4 separate regions of the Mus musculus genome follow, and all the other regions are linked to region 1. A link is a loop called in an ENCODE intact Hi-C map of the cell type or tissue named here. Cell type or tissue: heart. All regions are shown on one strand.

Region 1 (2,500 bases):
TTACATTAAGCCCTGACATCCATTCAGTATGCCAGTTATCACTACAAAGGGGACACCACCTCTCTGTACTGCTAAGAATCCGCTATTTCTACAACTTGTAAAAATATGAAAGACAAAACAAACGTTATCTGGCAGCTTGGGGAACTCAGGACAAATCGCTCCATAAGCAATGTGACCGCTTTAAAAAAAAAAAAAAAATCACTCCTGAAACTACGGCCTATTCGATCTGGGGTGGGGCTTCATTTATCCTGTAGGCTACGACATCGGACAGTCAGAGTGAAAAGACAGTTAACAGCCTTCGGCCCGGTCTCAACTCAGAAAAGGTAAAGGAAACAGAACGTCCAGAGGAGAGTTTTCAGTAGAGCAGTGGGGATCGGACGTGTCTGGAAGGAAGCAACCAAGGGCAGGCCCAGGAGTGACCATGCCGGACTCGTGTCATCTCCATCCTACAATCCCCGGCCCTCCAACCACCCGTTACCAATTCCGTCCAAGTTCATTAACGCATCGCCAGCTCGCGTTAAGGGCGGCGCCCGTGGGCTCCATGCCGCAGACAGGGGCGTGGGGAGCTGGGATGCAAACCCGAAGCCGCCGGGGGAATAACAGAAATGCCCACCAGTTCCAGCGAGCCGGCATCCAGAGCACGCTTCCCTTTCTAGAACCTTCTCCATCCCGATCGCGGCGCGGCCGCCCGCCCGCAGGCCTGTCGCGGTCGCCACAGGCGCAGACCCACCCTCCCACCGTACAGTCCCTCCACGCCACCTACTTTGGCTCCATCCTTGAGCATCTGGGCAAAGCCCGGGGCCTTGGGGACGTGAAGCGCCATGGCTCGGCCGCAGTCCACCGCTCACGCGCTCGCTCCGAGACGCCGAGGAAGCAAGGGGCGCCGCGCACTGCCTGCTGGGAATGGGCCTCGGCGCCGCCTCGCGTCCCCCTACTTCCGGTCGCCCCGCCCCTTCAACCTGCAGCGTCTCTGAAATATCGCGAGAACCAGAGGTTCCAGCAGACAGACCTGATCTGCCGATTCCCGATCAAAGCGGACGATCAGGCCGAACCCAGAGCGTGCATGCTCCCTTCGTGTCCCTTGTCCTAAGTTAATGAGTAAACTTTGGTTAGGACGTTTGGCTTGTGATATTTCGGTGGCGGACACCCAACGTCTTATCCTTCACTTAAACTTAATCCTGCAGACCCAGCACCGGGGCAGGTTAGCCTTTTCTTCTCCAAGCTCACCCGCCCTCGCCCCTATAAACTACCAATGGACATCCTCTGTGTTGGTCACTGGGAAGCACTGAAGGCTCGAAGGTGATCTTTGAAATAGCATGGAGGATTGCAACGCGTGGACTGCACGTGCGTAGCAGAGCTAAGCGGTTTGCTTAAGTGCAGTTATCTTTGTTATTGGTCAAATTTAAGAATGAATATTAATCTCCATTTTATGGAAGGGAAGTTGATAACCACAATTCAGTGGTACGCAGAGGTCACCAGGCCAATAGATATTACAGCGACGATTTCTACCCTAGATGGGCAGATTACAAAGTGGGAATAGTTAACCACTTTATCTATATCTATATATCTATATAGATATTCTCTACTCCCCCAGAATCTTTTTCACAAACATTTCTATGTAAATAGAATAACTTCATAGAGAAAGTAAAACACTCTTACAATAAAAAAATACAAAAAAATGGAAGCATCTCCTGCCCTTGCAGAAAAATATGAAACGCTTTGGTGAGTCGTTGGACATAGAGAAATTAAGATTTTCTTTACATTGGGACAGACTCATAATTGCAACCGTACTATCAACTGCAATTTTTTTTTCTATTAAACATTTTAAATATGTAACCATGGGACTGAAGGAGCTGAAGGGGTTTGGAGCCCCATGGAGGGAGCAACAGTGTCAACAGGCCAGTTCCCCTAGAGCTCCCAGGGACAGGACAACCAACCAAAGACTAAACATGGAGCAACCCATGGCACTGGCCACATATGTGGCAGAGGATGGCCTTGTTGTACATCAGTGGGAAGAGAGGCCCTCAGGCCTTAGGGTGTTCAATGCACCATTTGTAGGGAAATGCCAGGGTGGGAGGATGGGAGTGGGTGGGTGGGGGAGCACCCTCATGGAGGCAGGAGGAGTGGGGATGGGATAGGGGGTTTCCGAAGGGGAGACCTGAAAAGTGGAAAACATTTGAAATGTAAATAAAGAAAATATCCAAGAAAAAGAAAAGAAAAGAAAAAGGAAAAAAAAATGTAACCATGAAAATACTTTCTTGTCACCGAACACAAGGTAAGTGAGCCAATTATATTGGAAGACAGAGCAAACGTTCAGTGGTTCTCAAAGATTGGTTTTGACACCTCCGAGGCTCTCCAACGCCCTTTCAGGGCCCATGACTACGCAAGTGTTTTCATAGTAATACAGAGCTGTCTCCTCTTCCTGTGGGGAGCTGTGAAGGCCTGCTGGGTGTTCAGTATGTCACAGTATGAATGTGAAAAGCACAAGGAGCCACTTACA
Region 2 (2,500 bases), 55 kb before region 1:
GCTTAAAAAGATGGGTGGATTGCCAGCTGTAGTAGCACAGGTCCTTAATTCCAGTACTTGGGAGGCAGAGGTAGGGATTATCTCAGTGAGTCCGAGGTCAGCCTGGTCTACATAGTACACTGAAAGTTCTTTGCTAAAGTTACATGGCTTCAGTAAAATTTGCTTAGCTTTAGAGAAAATCTCATTGAGGTAGGGGCGGGTCATTCATGTTTCCGTGTGTACACATATACATACACACGCACAGAGATACACACACACACACACACACACACATGCCTTTGTCTCCGGAGAGCTGAGAGAAGCCACAGCCCCCATAGGATTATTTAAGGAGCTAAACCTAAACTCAGGTACCCAAGAGTTAACGCAGATACCCCGCACGCAGGCGCAGAATGTGGGCGGAGCCAGGAAACACCGAAGACGGTTCTGACCAATGGGCGGAAGTGCTGCTCCAGCGACCGCCCATTCGAGCCCCCATGGAAACATGGCCTTCATTCCGCTTAGCAAGGGCATCCAGTGCCACACTCACCCAGAGCTGGGGCTCCCGCACTGGCGACACCCCGGGGCCGGACGCGCTCGCAGCTCAGGTCTCACCCCAGAGAGAGAAAGGGAACGGCGCGATCTTTGAACCCTTCTTGCGGGAAGCCAGCGAGCGCTTTGCGGGCCGGCGCCTGCGCGTGAGGACGCAAGTCCCGGAAGCAGGAAGCTCCTCTCTTCTTGCTTAGCGTTCACGTCTGGAGCAGCGAAGGGGTGCTTTGACCCCCGCCGGTTGCTTTCTGGTCCTGGTTTTTATTCTTAATATTTCACCATCCCGGACTCATTGTCTTCCTGGGGACCGGGGCTGTGGCGGTGATACAGGACTGGCAAGGAATGCCAGCCAGCAGACAAAGAACAGATCCTCTTCTGCAGGTGGCAGGACTTTAATGCCTAATGCGTCTAGAAAAGAAGTATTTAATAGCTGACAGTCTTGTCATTCTCTTTTCTATACGTGACCCGTCCCTACAGAGAGAGAGAGAGAGAGAGAGAGAGAGAGAGAGAAATTCCAGGCTTAGGAAAGTGTTTGGTAGTTGCATTTTAACTAGGCTAGAAGTAAAACTCTGAGAGATTAAGTATGGTCTTAATCTCTTATTCCTACCTAACAACACTTTCCTAAGTAAGTGCTAGAGAAAAGCTCGGGGTCTCAAACAGGCCACCACTCCAACTGACGCCCCCGGGGACAAGGCAAACTTTAGTTGATCAAGTGGGCGCTCTCAGGAAAACGTGGACACAGATAGGAAATGCATTTGGTTTTGTTGGTGGTTGGCTGGTTGGATTTTTTTTATGAGGCAGTGTTTCCACGTGTAGCCTTGGCTATCCTGGAACTCTCCCTGTCGGTCAGGCTGGCCTCTGCCTCTGTCTCCACCGCCTACCAATGCATTTGGCTTTTATTTTAGCTCAGGTGGTGACTGCCTTTCCCCACTAGTTGGTGCCATACCTGGAAGTCTTAATTCAGTTTAGCTAGTCTGAAAATAATTGGTACATAGAACATGAAGGAGGGGGCGGTGGTGCACACTTTTTAATCCCAACGTGAGGGAGGCAGAGGCAGACTCAGGCACAACTCTGAGTTTGAGGCCATCCAGCCTGGTCTACAGAGTGAATTCCAGGATAGCTAGGATTACACCGGGAAAAAAAAGAGAAGGAAAGCGTTAGGGAAAAGGGTCACTGTTTTGAGGAGAGAAGGGTTACACTACTCTAGGTGATCAAATTACTGGGAAAGAGGGCTTTGCCATTTGTGTAAACAGGTTTAAACTGGAGGGCAGCGTCAAGCCTTAACGAGGTGGGAGAGAAAACTATTTGAATTCCTTGTTGGTTCTAAACACAAGTTTTATGTTATTTGCTAGGAGATGCATCTGATATTTCTTTCAGCAGGTTTGTTAATCATCAAATTAATGTGAAGCTTGCTGTTGTCCCTTCTTCAGGAGCCTTGCAGGCTGTGTTGAGTGGAGCCAACATAGGTCCACTGGAGCCATTGTTAACTGAGAATGTGGGCAGATATGGATTAGACAGTGGTGGAGATAATTCCAAATCCTGGGTTTCTAGAACCTTCCCTCTTGTGGCACTTCTTGTCTCTAAACCAGAGAGCAGTAAGACACTAAAATCGTGAGCAGGTAACTAATGTTAACCACCCTGGCTTTAAGTGGTCTTGGCTGGTAACCACGCTGGGAAGAGCTGTCAGTTTATCCCTGTTAATAAAAGGACAGAGAAAGGGGCTCCAGCATGAAAGTACTGCCTTATCCAACCATATACAATCCACTCTCTTTTCCTTATCCAACCATATACAATACACTCTTTTTTCATTTCTTTAAATCATTTTAGAAATGATTTATAAACACTTATTCATTGATAGTAGTACACACAACCTTTCAGAACTGGAAGAAAAAAAAAACCCATAAAGACAATATTTTATAGCAGCTCTCTAGCCCCATCGTGGATGTTTTGTGTTTTTGCCAATTCAATTACATAA
Region 3 (2,500 bases), 200 kb after region 1:
ACAGCACTTAGGCCATATTCTCACCTACTTTAGAGGTAACTGAATGTCCTTAAGTCACAAGAGCTTACGCACTGTACAGATGCAGTCATGTCAATGTTATCACTATTTGGAGACAACCCTCTCCTGGAGCCCTTGCACTGTCTGTGTGTGTTTAAGGAGCACATACATTTTGGGGCTTCCCATTTTTCTACATCTTTCCTCTGGAACTCAAAGCCAGCAACATTATTTCTTCCTACAAGTCCTCCCAGGGCTACTGGCCTCAGGGGTGGTAATTCCTTCCTCATTTTTAATCAGGTTGGCCAGCCCAGTCCTCTCTTTCTCCAGACTGATAAGCCCTGCCACGAGTGCATGCAGCTTTGCGTAAAGACACTGCCTTGAACAACAGCGAACATAATAAAAAATAGAAACGAACAATTGGATTAACACCCCAATAAGTAGCAGAGGATGAAAGCATGACCAGGACTTGAGGGAAGACGTCTGACATGACCAGACACGGATGCGTCCATGTTTCCTGGTAGTGCAGCGTAGAGGGACAACAGGAGGCTGCCAGACAGTACAATATTCCGGATATGAAGCCCAGTACAGCGTGCTTGCCCATTGGTGAATGCAGTCCGTCGTGGCTAGGCAGATAAGAGTGCAGCTTATATTCAGGCAAGTATGAAGGGCGCAAGAATAACTCTCAAAGCAGTATTGGCTGAGCACAAGGAGTAAAGGGATTTGATCGGGGAAGCATGCATATTAATGGGTTATAATGAGCAAAGCACACTCCAGGTTACCTGCCTTGCGGTTTTCGAGGAAGGGCCTCAAGGACACAAACAACTAGAAGGGAAGCTAGTGATCATTCAGAGGGGCAGCAGCCTCCCCCTCTCAGAATCTGCTCCTAAAAGTCCTGCGGAGCTTCAGACAGATGTTGACATACACCCTTTTCAGCAAGTTCAAACACCTGGTTTTTGTGCTCCTACAGGAAAGCAGCCCAGGAGCTTGGCCGAACTGAGCTTCCGAGGTTTGGGGGCGTGGGGCAGAAGACCTTATCTAATCTGTGTGTGGGGGGGGGGGAGGGGGGAGAGGGGCTGTGTGAACAAAAACCCTGGGGGCGTGGAGGCGTCAGCCTTTTTTTTTCCCTGCCTTCAGCAGGTGAGGAAGAGGTGGTCTTCCGTGACGTGTAACCTTGCCACCAAAGGCAGAGATAGGGCGACGCGGTTGGAGGCCTGGCGCTCAGCAATACAATCCACAACGTTACACGGAGCTCGCAGGAGGCGAAATAGAGAGGCTCTTACTAGCGGAGGGCGTGGCCTGGAACGGGGCGTGGCTCCAGGCAGGGCGTGGCCTGGAGCTCGGCAGGGCTTCAGCTACGGGGCGGGGCCCGGGGGCGGAACCGGGGGCGGGGCTTTAGCGCCCCGAGGCGCTGGCGGTGGTGGCGGAGAGGAACGGAGCGCAGGGGAGGAGACGGGCGGCTGTCCGCGCAGAGGGAGTGAGTCACCTGACCGCCGCTTGCCGCCTGCAGTCGGGCCGCGCCGCGTCTCGGCTCCGGTAAGTGGCTCGGGCGGTGCGCGGTGCCGTCCTTCCGTCCTTTCCGGGGGTCACCGGGGCTGGTGGCGGGCGGCCGCGCGGGCCTAGAAGGGGCGGCGGGCTGCGCGCTGTTTACGCGCTGCGCGGACTCTCTGGGCCGGCCGTGCCGGCGCCGCCCTGCACCGCGCTCCGCCGCGGGCCGCGTCCCGCTCCGCCTGCTGCGGGGGCAAGGCCGAGCGGGCCGGGGTTCCGGGACTACCGGGCGCTCCGCGCTTCCCTTTGTTGTTGCTTGGCGCACGTTTGTAATGTGGACTCGCACAGCATAGGCAGAGTGGGTCTCGATGTTAACGACACCAGCTTTTGTGTTCGTGTCCGGTAGGGCCAGGGCCAGCGCGTTTTCGATCTTCTCCGGGACTTTGGTGTCATTTAGTGGAATTGCGCCGATGGCTTTTATGTAGTGAGCTCTCTATGTTCAGCGTGCGCTGAGTCAAGGCAGACGTAGTAGTAATTCTGAAAGAACGCGTGTGGGAAAATCCTGCTCCCCAGACAGGCTTGGAAGAACAAAGACTTTTTTTTTTTTTTTCAGGATGCTGTTCTTTTTCCTTTTGGAGAATTGTAGAGTTGTGACTGCTAGCCTTGGAGGACGATGCCCCTGCTGGGTCTTTGTTTAGGCATTGAGCACTCCTCTCAGCTCACTGGGTTTGCAGGAAAGGCAGTTCAGAAAGATTAAAGGATGACCACTGTAGATTTTTGTTCGTGGCCGAGCTTTTGAGCTCTACAAATATTCAGAGAAATGGGAAGAGGTATGGGTTGGCCTATTCTTCCTGCTCTTGTGGTAGTGGTGCAAGCTCTGGGCTGGGCTTGAAGGCGCTTGCCACTTCTGGCTTTGGACATCGTAAGGGAGTCTAGAGGAAAAAAGGCTCCTGGTGAGTCATCTTGGAGTTGGGTAGCTTTGGAGGAGTGATCGCCTCTTGTTGTTTAACCGTCGGAT
Region 4 (2,500 bases), 64 kb before region 1:
TACATGTTATATTTGTGTACTCCACCATGGTTAAAGTTTCACATGTTATATGAAGAATGACACTGTTTTTAGAATACATAAGGTAGAGAACTTGGGTGTTAAATACTGAGATCAACTCTCCTAAGGGTCAGCAAAATTTATAAATTAAGAGATGAGGGACTGGAAGGATGGCTCAGTGGTTAAGAGCACTGACTGTTCTTCCAAAGGTCCAGAGTTCAAATCTCAGCAACCACATGATGGCTCACAACCATCTGTAACAAAATTTAACTCCCTCTTCCGGGGTGTCTGAAGACAGCTACAGTGTACTCACATATAATAAATAAATAAATCTAAAAAAAAAATGGTGGAACAGGTCTATAAAAGCGAACTGTGTGTGTGTGTGTGTGTGTGTGTGTGTGTGTGTATGTGTGTGTGATCCATCAGGATAAAGGCTGCAGAGAAACACCTGCCTTTAAGATACTTTCAAAGCGCCAGGTGGTGGTGGCACACGCTTTTAATCCCAGCACTTGGGAGGCAGAGGCAGGAGAATTTCTGAGTTCCAGGCCAGCCTGGTCTACAGAATGAGTTCCAGGACAGCCAGGGCTATACAGGATGCATTAAGGTATCTAGAGCCACCTAACATATGGCCATCCGAAGCCTGCCAGGCCAGCCAAGTTCGTGGCAAGTTCAGGGTGGCCAGAGTGAAGCAGGAAAAGCGAGGTAAGCTTGAGACCAGAGACCCAACGGGTGACACCGACCTGACACCGGGCATACCACCGACGGGCTCGGGCCTTGGCAAGGAGGGACTGAGCGAGTGAAGCCCACGCTTGCTTCTTCCCTCCCACAGCTCCTACACAAGCTCGGCCACCCACGAGGGCCGCCCGGGTGCTCACTGTCACCGTTTCCCGATGACACCTCCCTCCCTGGGCGCGCTCCGTTTCCCAGATCCGGCGTGAAACGTCGTTTGGGTCCCAACTCCTCGACTTGTCCACCCGCGGGGACGCACACACCGGGAGGTCACACTCTTCCCTCACGGCCCTCTGGACACCCGGGCCGCAGGCCGCGGGGCTACCATCACCACAGGACTCACCCTGAGGTTCCCCTTAGTCCGCTGCTTGTTCTTCCCGCCCATGGTGGCGGTGGCAGCCCGGCTCTCAGTCTGCAGAGCCGAAGTTGACACGGGCGGGCCACAACTTCCGGTCCCTCGCGCCGGAAGGGGATTCACTGTAGCCACTTCCCCCTCGCCCTCCCAGCCTTTCGGCTTCCTACTTCCGCTCCCGCCTCCCTGTCAGGACTCTGACCATCCGCTGCCTGAAACGTAACAAAGAAGGCCACGCCTGCCTGAGTGGCGTCACTGCTGACCAATAAGAAACCAGCGTTGAGCCCGTGGCGCCAAACCTGTCCGAGATATTTGTAGTGGAGAGATTTCCTTCCTAGTGTGTAGGAATTTGCTCTTCCAGAGGTCCTGAGTTCGATTCCCAGCAACCACATGGTAGCTCACAACCATCTGCAATGGGATCTGACGCCCTTTTCTGGTGTGTCTGAAGAAAGCTACAGTGTACTCATATAAATAAAATAAATCTTTAAAAATAAAATGAAATAATAAAAGCAGAGGAGTTGGGGCGACTAACTTGGTAGAGTGCTTTCCTGGCATTCCTGAAGGCTGAGTTTGATTCCCTACATTGAGCAAACCAGGTCTGCTGGCACACCCTCCCAATACCAGCACTGAAGACACAGAGAAGAGGAGAATCACAAATTTAAGGTCAGCTTTGCACACTTAAAGTTCAAGGGCAGCCTGGGATATATGAAAATCTATCTCGAAATAGGAAATAAAAAGAAAAAAGAATCATCAGGTCACATAGGCATGAGACACTGTCTTAAAGAAACAACAAGAAACCATTTGAGCTCTACTCATGCCCCAGTCTTCAGCGATGCAAGGCCAGATAGGGGCCAAATCTAAACACATGCAATTTGAAATGAACCACAAACACCAATGAGGAAGGCTTTATACTGTTTGTACTTTAAAAGACAGGGTAGTTTCAAACTTCTGACTACTGATAACAAGCACAGATTGTTTAAAATTTCATTTTATTTCAAAGGTCTGGAGACAGGCTGGGATTAACATTGGGTCCGCATGTGGCAAGGTGTCTTGTACAATGACATCTCTGAGATAGCTTGGCCCTTTCTCTTGCCATCACTTCAGGGGCCATGGCAGAAAGAGAAGAGAGGCAAATTCATCCCCAGAAATCCTGCACTGTAACCTACAGCCCAATGCAGCTGCAAGAGAGGCCAGGAGGGTGAACAGGCAGCTTTTCCAGGTTCCTAGTGAAGGCAGAAGAGTGTGGGAAATCCCTAGCAAGTCGAACCATCAAAATTACCTTCACATATAATTTGTCTTTCAAGTTTCATGAGACAGAGCCTCGTGTAGCCCAGCTGGCCTTCAACTTCCCATCCTCCTGCCTCTACTTCCCAAGTGCTGGGATTATAAGCATGTGCCTTCAGATCCAGCTCACGTCAAGAA

The links. A loop is a pair of places that touch in the nucleus more often than their neighbours do. Peaks named below come from ENCODE experiments on the same cell type or tissue, not always from the same donor. Only the 100,000 strongest peaks of a DNase experiment are listed, where the experiment ranks them.
Region 2: a loop joins it to region 1, with 5 times the contacts of the local background. A loop is called at or near these places in 10 of 42 quality-filtered maps.
Region 3: a loop joins it to region 1, with 3.0 times the contacts of the local background. A loop is called at or near these places in 5 of 42 quality-filtered maps.
Region 4: a loop joins it to region 1, with 4 times the contacts of the local background. A loop is called at or near these places in 8 of 42 quality-filtered maps.

Annotation. Positions count from the first base shown.
Region 1 is chr16:87,494,966-87,497,465 of GRCm38, forward strand. Cct8 (chaperonin containing Tcp1, subunit 8 (theta)) reads right to left here and starts at 904. Exons shown (of 15, transcript NM_009840.3): 1 at 764-904. The coding sequence starts at 823. It overlaps B130034C11Rik (RIKEN cDNA B130034C11 gene), which reads left to right and starts at 1,108. Exons shown (of 3, transcript NR_040375.1): 1 at 1,108-1,344. In heart, no CTCF peak of the experiment used is centred here; a DNase peak (open chromatin) is centred at 956; H3K4me3 peaks cover 2,075 bases; H3K27ac peaks cover 2,053 bases.
Region 2 is chr16:87,439,911-87,442,410 of GRCm38, forward strand. It overlaps Rwdd2b (RWD domain containing 2B), which reads right to left and starts at 682. Exons shown (of 5, transcript NM_016924.2): 1 at 527-682. In heart, a CTCF peak has its summit at 1,456; a DNase peak (open chromatin) is centred at 441; H3K4me3 peaks cover 1,707 bases; H3K27ac peaks cover 1,606 bases.
Region 3 is chr16:87,697,527-87,700,026 of GRCm38, forward strand. It overlaps Bach1 (BTB and CNC homology 1, basic leucine zipper transcription factor 1), which reads left to right and starts at 1,428. Exons shown (of 5, transcript NM_007520.2): 1 at 1,428-1,530. In heart, a CTCF peak has its summit at 1,449; DNase peaks (open chromatin) are centred at 565 and 1,375; H3K4me3 peaks cover 2,270 bases; H3K27ac peaks cover 2,297 bases.
Region 4 is chr16:87,431,357-87,433,856 of GRCm38, forward strand. Ltn1 (listerin E3 ubiquitin protein ligase 1) reads right to left here and starts at 1,250. Exons shown (of 30, transcript NM_001081068.1): 1 at 1,070-1,250. The coding sequence starts at 1,111. Rwdd2b (RWD domain containing 2B) reads right to left here. Exons shown (of 5, transcript NM_016924.2): 5 at 1,975-2,500. In heart, no CTCF peak of the experiment used is centred here; a DNase peak (open chromatin) is centred at 1,275; H3K4me3 peaks cover 1,728 bases; H3K27ac peaks cover 1,050 bases.